Regions from separate parts of the Homo sapiens genome. Here regions 1 and 3 are each linked to region 2. Evidence: read pairs that join two places in POLR2A ChIA-PET (ENCODE). Cell type or tissue: OCI-LY7. All regions are shown on one strand.

Region 1 (2,500 bases), 310 kb after region 2:
TAATAAACAGCTGTTAAAGTAATGGAAAGAGCTGTGGGTTGGAGTGGTTGTAGCAGATCAAACGGGAGCTTGATGTGAGCTGGCTCTTCGTTGAGCAGGAGGGAAGAGCCCAGCTTAGGCACTGGTATGGGAGACACAGACATGATGTGGGAAGCCACAGGGGTTGCTGTGGAGGCCAGAATAGAGGATGAAGAGTCTCCACAGCCCAGGGAGGACCCTGCCTCTCAAACTGCCTTCTCAGCATGCTGGATTTACTGATTTCCATCAAACTGGTGAATTTTGTGAGAAATTCCAACAAGTTGTCTTCTGAACTATTTCCTTTAAAAATCACTTATTTAAATAGCCATGTGTAGGTTCAGCCTGATTTGAAAGGAAATCAGCATTAAAACAAATTATCCTATTATGTTGTTAGTTTAAAATCACTTAATAGGCATGACAGAAATAGCTATGTTAAGAATGATCTGCTAGTGGTGTTTTCCATAACCACAAATGAATGCTTTAAATGGAACTTCTATTTAAAGGGTTTTCATCCTTTGAAATAGTTCAGTTTTAGATGTCTATGCAAAGACATAATCCATATTTTGAATTTGAGTTCCACAGTGCAGTGGTATCAGTTTTCAATAGCATTTTTGTGCTTCTGGAGACCTTCGTTTAAAGAACTCAAGATCTTTGTCAAATATACGCCTTCTGAATCTTTCTATAAAAATAGATATAGCATTTTAAGAAGGACTGGTGGTCTTAGAGAAATCAAAAACCCAAAATAATTGGAAGGTCTCACTTACTAAAGTATTGTATGAATACTAGATCATTCTGTCTTTACTACTTAGTATTTATGAATATATAATCACAGAACTTAACTGTTCTCCAAAGAAATGCATGTACATACCAATTTTAGGTATTTGTCTTCAGATACGCTTTTTAAATGTTTTTTAAATGTCAGCCTTAAATGTTTTCTCCTTAAACTTTGTTCACCTAAAATTCTATCAAGTGTCTTGTTAACAGAAACTAATTATCCAAACTGCCTTCCACTGGCTGTTATTCACACCCCACCCCCACCCCAACCTGCATTTTAAAACTTCAGTTTAAAGATGTGTCCGTTTACTTTGAAAGTGAAAAGATGTGTCCCTTTACTTTGAAACAAGCCCATGATTCAGGAAGTGAACTTAAAAATTTCAGAGCTCCAAAGATCTTGCTTATTTTATGGAGTTTAATGAGAACTGTGGCCAGAGCCAGGAAGGTGAAACCCAGCAGCTTTGGGCGAGTGTGGGTTGTATTTGATGTTCACAAAAGAATGGAAGTGGTAGGGTGTTGCTCAGTGAAGTGTGCATTTTCGAGTTACCCACAGTGGTGTCTATTGTCCTGTTTCTCAATTGAATGATGTCATGTTTCATTTAAGGCTCTTAGTGATGCTGAAGTCTGTGGTCTGCACACTAGGGGGAAAAAGGCAGTGAGAAAGTTGCAAATCAGGTTTTTGTAAAGCCTTTGTGTGTTGGGTTTGGGAGATAAAAGCTGACTCATGCAATATTTCTACGGAAGGCGCTGCACAGACTAGCAAAGGCTGTTTCTTTTACCTGACTGAGGTCACTGCATCAGCTGAAGGCAGACGATGTGCTTAAGCCTGAGTGGAGCAGAGGTAGGTGCTAATGTGAGTGTCCCCAAAGAAAGGATGCAGGAACAAACGCTCCTTCCCTCTGGGAGCAGCCAGAGAGGTCCACCGAGGTGAGAAGGGGTCGCAGGGGGGGCTTTCTTCACAAGTGTGCAGGGACGGAAGCTTGGCTGGATCAAGGAAAACTCTCTGTTACAAATGCGATAGACTGAAGTCTGGAAGATGATTTTTTTCTCCCCCTCCATCTGAACTGCAGCCTGTCTTCAATAGTTTTTGTCTTAGTTTCATCTGATTTTGCTCTTTCCTTAAAGTGAGGTTGAAATATCTAGAGAGCTGATGTATCTGACTCTGGGGAGAACTCTAAAATCCTCAGTTGTCACGCGCCGAATGCCCAACATTTTCATATGCTTTCTTTTTGAGGTTCATATGCAGTCAAAGTTGGAGGAACAAAATAAATGTTTGCAAATGTATGCTTAGCAACTGCAGTGATGAAGTTTAGTCTGAGTCTAGTGGCAACCAAAGTTGCCTAAGAAAATGCAGTTTCCATTTTGAGTGTTTCTCGGTAAGAAACACTTTTGTGAGGAACAATGATTGGGGCAAAGGAGGCGTGGATTGTATTCAATGCCGTTGTCCATTGGAATCTGATTTCATTTGGCTTCATTATTTGAATTTAATGATGCATTTTGAAAGATATTTATATTCAGCATTCCTTAATCACATATTGAATATAAAAATTATTTTAATTTAAAATATTTAGATATCTGACACCAATTGACATTGTGATTTTAATTTCCTTAAATAACTTTTTCAGATTATAAAAGTAATACAGCTATTGAAGAAGAGATATTTACAGAGAAATATGAAAGGAACAAAATTATTCGTTTTACTCAGTAA
Region 2 (2,500 bases):
CCACGCTGCTGCACTCTAAGAGATTACAGGGCCGCTCAGACAAGATCTGGCCAGGTAGAGAGATACCATGCTAATTATTTTCAGAAGGGGAATTTAAAACAAGGAATTGATTGCACTGTGGGGAGAGTGAGGCAAGAGTGATTAGCCCTGACCCCTCCTACCCAGCACTAGAGGGACGGGGCTGGAGGGGCCTCACTAGAGCCCAAGGTCTGGGAGCACCTGGAGGAAGGTGGAACCATAGACAGCTTGCCAAGAAGGGCTGGTGCCAGGGCAATGCAGCCACAGCCAACAACGCCGCCCGAGGCAGAGGCGGAGGAGGCATACCTTAAGTTTTCTCTTCCTCCCACCAGTGCTTCCCATTGACTGAATTAACCCCGTTCCCTCCTTTCCTTTTTTCCCTTCTTTCTTTCTCTGTCTTTGTTTTAAGAAAAACTTTTTTTTAAGAGAAGGGAACATTTTTCTAGAGCTCACCAGTATCTCTAGAAAAGAGAGTAGCACATTTACAATAAAGAAGTAAAAAAGAGAGTGCCCTTGCAGCCCTGACTGCAACGAGGAATGATGTCTTTTCCTCCCGGATTTCAAAGCACCCATGTGAACTGCAGACGAATGAACCCATCTCACTGGAGGTGCGGTGGGACACTGGCACACAGTGACTAGTGGGTAGGAGCATGGGCCCTGGAGCCAGACAACTTGGCCCTACTCCTAAATGGTGATCTTGGGCAAGTGTTTCAACACCTCCATCGAAGATCTACATCTACAAGTAGACAGGGGAAAGTGATCACAATAGTCCCTACTTCATGGAATCAGTGTAAGGATTATGAAGTTAATACATTTAGGGATCTTAGAACAGCACTTGGCAAACAATATGAGGACTGTGATTTTGAAAAGATTCCTAAATGGTCCTGTGTACTCAGCCGTCTTCCAGCAAGGCTCCTCAGAATAGAAAACCTGCTTTGGCATGCCTCCATGGGGCAGTATTTGGACTTAGGGATCAAATATCATCAATTTTTAGCTTTTAATCAAACACACACTATTTCTAGCAGTAAGAGTCAAGTGCTGGCTTGGCATCCTGCCAAGTGTCATCTGGCAAGGACTCAATTAAACTAGAAGGAGGAAGTAGGAAAGACAAAATAAGCCCCCCCACTTTGTCTCAAAATGTCATTTCAAAGACTGCCAGGCTCAGCTGCTGCCCCAGCACAAATCAGGGTTAATGTCCTGCACCTGCAGAATCAGGGCCCTGCCACCAGCTTGTGACATGGCCACCCAGCACCAGGCCAGGGTAGCTTGAAGGGGTTTGAGTGCATTGGCCCAGTCATTTGGTTGGCAGGTCGGGCCAGCTCCTCCAAAGCCCATGACACTACAAATTGGTTTCTCAGGTAGCTTTTTCCCTGGTTCCTGTGTGGTCTCTTCTTTACCTTTCAAAGTTATAGTATTAATTTCTGAAAGAATGAAAATTGGGCTAGTGATCCCATAACAACATATATTCACCATCAAAACAAAAAATGACTCTATGAAATATACGAGATCCCCAACGTATCAAGCAAGGATTCAGTTCATAAAATTGAAATGGGGCCTTATGAAACTTTTATCACAGACTCTTTGTGAACTTAGAAGTTAGGGGACTTCTGATTTTCAGTTAGGTGTTTAAATGTAATTAAATGAACACTTCTGCAATTCCCTTAATTAAGGACTAAGGGAATTAGGTGATTTAACTTATGCCAGTTTTCATCCATGCGTGATTTTTTTCCCACGTTGAAAGCAAAACCCAGAGTTTCCTAGCTTAGAGGCAGAAACTCAACCAGAGCCAGCATGAACTCTGGCAGTGACCTTAGAAGCGGGAAATTGTGGGGGAGGAGCTGGAGAGAAAATATAGCTTAAAAGAGACAGGATGTCCATTAATTAAAACTAATACAGGACATTAAAATGAAAGCTAATGGTGGTAGCTTTAATTCCTTAAGACTTCATTCATATCTAAACATGCGTTTTAATGGCTAAGTCCATACTTGAGGTACTATGAGTATTTGTTAATTGCATGAATATTTCTTATTTTAAAAAATATGTCTACTTTCAAGAATTAAGGGAGGTGGCACTATTAAAACTTGTTTAAAAAACAAAAAACAGGCGAGTTAAAAACAATAAGGAAGGCAAGTTCTAATAAGCTATTTCCCTTTTTCTGGCACTTGTGTGTGTAAATATATAAACCTTAATTCAAGAGGATCACATTTCGTTAAGTTGTCTAAACATAAGCTCACTTGAAAATAGCCTGAGTGTGGAAAGGCTCTTCTAAAGAATATTCCAGTGTTTGTTCTTCATCACTTAAAGCTGCAGTCTTAATTTTAATATGACATGTGGCATTCCAGACATAGAAGAAGCCATAGATCATAGCCATGGAGATAAATGACTCACTTCAAAATGATAAATTATATTGAGGTATTAAAACTTCTCCAAGTCTTACATACAAATAGATATGATTTAAAAATGCCATTTTCCTTTTTATGAA
Region 3 (2,500 bases), 1.2 Mb before region 2:
TGGATGGTTTCCAGATTCTGCCTCTTCAAGCAAAGCTGAAACAAATACTTCTGTCTATACATTTCTCCCTCCTCTGCGTTTACACTTTAAAAATTATACAGTCGTTACTGGACTTTTTTTTTTTGACAGAGTCTTGCTGTCACCCAGGCTGGAGTGCAGTGGCACGATCTCTGCTCACTACAAGCTCCGCTCCGAGGTTCAAGCAATTCTCCTGCCTCAGCCTCTTAAGTAGCTGAGACTACAGGCGCCCACCACCACGCCCAGCTAATTTTTATATTTTTAGTGGAGACAGGGTTTCACCATGTTGGCCAGGATGGTCTCGATCTCTTGACCTCATGATCCACCCGCCTTGGCCTCCCAAAGTGCTGGGATTACAGGCATGAGCCACCACGCCCGGCCGGTTATTGGACTTTTTACCAAAGGCCCACTTCTACCTTCAAGGGAAATGGCTCCCTAGCATTTGCTCCTAAAAGCAAATGGTCTGTTCAGGCCTAAAATTTCAAATTGTGTTCAATAGGCTACTTTTTACAGGACTCTGTTTTCCCTAGAAGACTGCATGAAACAATTTCCAGAAAATGTAAACTCCAGTCTTCATGGATAATTTCCTCCACCTACCTAATTTGCACCATCGAAACAAAGCTTTTTCTAAAACCGCTAATCAGAAGGTCTTATGTTGTTTTCTATTCGACCATAGCCTTTTAAAATAACAGTTGAAATGTCAAAGAAATCCCAAGTTCACCGCAGGTGTTCCTGGACTGGGCTGTTAAGTCGTGACAGTCAACATGAGAGGGCCAAGGAAGGCGGGAACCTAGGGCTCAGGCGGAGGGGCCAGGTCAGATTCAGAAGAGCTGGGCGCTCTTTTTTGTATGAGCCTGGGTCTTGCTCTCTTGCCGGGCTGGAGCACAGTGGCACAATCACGGCTCACTGCAGCCTCGGACTCCTGAGCTCAAGCCCTCCTCCCAGCTCAGCCTCCTGAGTGGCTGGGACTACAGATGCACCACCACACTCGGCTAAGTTGCTCTTTTGATTTCCTCTCTGCAATATTGAAGCCGTTTTCATCTGAAATTGATTCTGTTTGTCAAGGAAGACTAAAACCAAACAGAAAGTGCCTGAGTTCTGCTTCCTCCAAGCCTCTTGCCACAGCAGTCCCTGTTCAGCAGTCAGGGCCCACTCTCAGTTCCTTATCCCCAACCTTTTGCTGCTGCTCTGCCCTCACCACCCAGCCGCCTCCCTTGCAGTTTCAACAGCTCCTGCTCAGGTAAGCCCTCCCTCTTCCCGACAACCCCCACCCCTCTCCTCCAAGGCTATCCACTCCCAACCTCTACTGCCCCCTCGTAAGTGTGAGCTCCCTGAGGGTAGGAACGTCATCATCCCGTGTGGCTCCCACCACATCCCTGGTGCCCTGCACTGGGTCTGCTTTACAGAAACACACAGGTAAGCACACAAATGGCCTCAGGCACGTCACGGACACCTCCTGCCATGAACCAGACACTGTTCCAAGAGTTTCACACACGTCATTTTGTTTAATTCTTAAAACCACTCTCTGGGGTAGACACCAATCATGTCCCCTTTGTAGGTATGGAAGCTGAGATAAGGCTCCATACATGCAAGCATGGGGTCCTCTCGTCAGCCAAACACACTCCTTTAATCTGACTTAAAATGACTATAAGCGGCTTCTCCAGGCTCTTCAGCCGCTCCCACAACCCCCAGCGCATTTTGGGTTTTGGCCTCTCTGATGCAAGTCTTACTCATGCCTTCTGTGCTCCTTATTGACTTCTATCTTGATTGTATCCTTTTTGCATCAGTTTCATAACTGCCCCTATGGGGTTAGAACTCATTAGAGAGCTGCCAGTGCAGCCACTCTGTTGGAGGGGACAAGTGGAGGTGTCTGTCTGTTATTTTCAGTAAGCTCGAGCTGTAACGACACAGGGTGAGTCCCAGGGAGAAGTGCATCCAGTCATCCGGAGGCCGCCTCTTCCAAAACCCTGGGCCACGGAACCGGTAGTGTCCATCTTTCCCCTGAATTTTAAGAAATGAGCATCTTAATCCGCTGGGATACAGGGAGGAGAACATCACACACGAGGGCCTGTTGAGGGGTAGGGGCAGCGGGTGGGAGAACATTAGGACAAATACCTAATGCATGCAGGACTTAAAAGCTAGATGGTGGGTTGATAGGTGCAGCAAACCACTATGGCACATGTATACCTGTGTAACAAACCTGCATGTTCTGCACATGCATCCTAGAACTTAAAGTAAAATAAAATAAAAGACAGAAAGAAATAAACATTCTAAGGTCAGGCATGGTGGCACATGCCTGTAATCCCAGCACTTTGGGAGGCCGAGGTGAGTGGGTCACCTGAGGTCAGGAGTTCAAAACCAACCTAACCAACATGGCGAAACCCCGTCTCTACTAAAAATACAAAAATTAGCCGGGCGTGGTGGCAGGCGCCTGTAATCCCAACTACTTGGGAGGCTGAGGCAGGAGAATTGCTCGAACCTG

The links. ChIA-PET counts read pairs that join two places held together with the same protein. Peaks named below come from ENCODE experiments on the same cell type or tissue, not always from the same donor. Only the 100,000 strongest peaks of a DNase experiment are listed, where the experiment ranks them.
Region 1: POLR2A ChIA-PET joins it to region 2 with 6 read pairs; 2 of 35 experiments call an interaction of 5 or more read pairs at or near these places.
Region 3: POLR2A ChIA-PET joins it to region 2 with 5 read pairs; 1 of 35 experiments calls an interaction of 5 or more read pairs at or near these places.

Annotation. Positions count from the first base shown.
Region 1 is chr6:150,719,568-150,722,067 of GRCh38, forward strand. All of the region lies in intron 2 of PLEKHG1 (pleckstrin homology and RhoGEF domain containing G1), which reads left to right. Among named protein-coding and RNA genes, the nearest start is that of PLEKHG1, 120 kb to the left of the region's middle. In OCI-LY7, a CTCF peak has its summit at 1,412; a DNase peak (open chromatin) is centred at 1,384; H3K4me3 peaks cover 1,792 bases; H3K27ac peaks cover 1,422 bases.
Region 2 is chr6:150,408,785-150,411,284 of GRCh38, forward strand. No RefSeq gene overlaps it. Among named protein-coding and RNA genes, the nearest start is that of IYD, 41 kb to the left of the region's middle. In OCI-LY7, no CTCF peak of the experiment used is centred here; a DNase peak (open chromatin) is centred at 1,127; H3K4me3 peaks cover 1,438 bases; H3K27ac peaks cover 1,368 bases.
Region 3 is chr6:149,245,818-149,248,317 of GRCh38, forward strand. All of the region lies in intron 1 of TAB2-AS1 (TAB2 antisense RNA 1), which reads right to left. It also overlaps a transcript of TAB2 not described here. Among named protein-coding and RNA genes, the nearest start is that of TAB2-AS1, 10 kb to the right of the region's middle. RefSeq lists an enhancer at 1,220-1,269. In OCI-LY7, no CTCF peak of the experiment used is centred here; a DNase peak (open chromatin) is centred at 1,134; H3K4me3 peaks cover 717 bases; H3K27ac peaks cover 768 bases.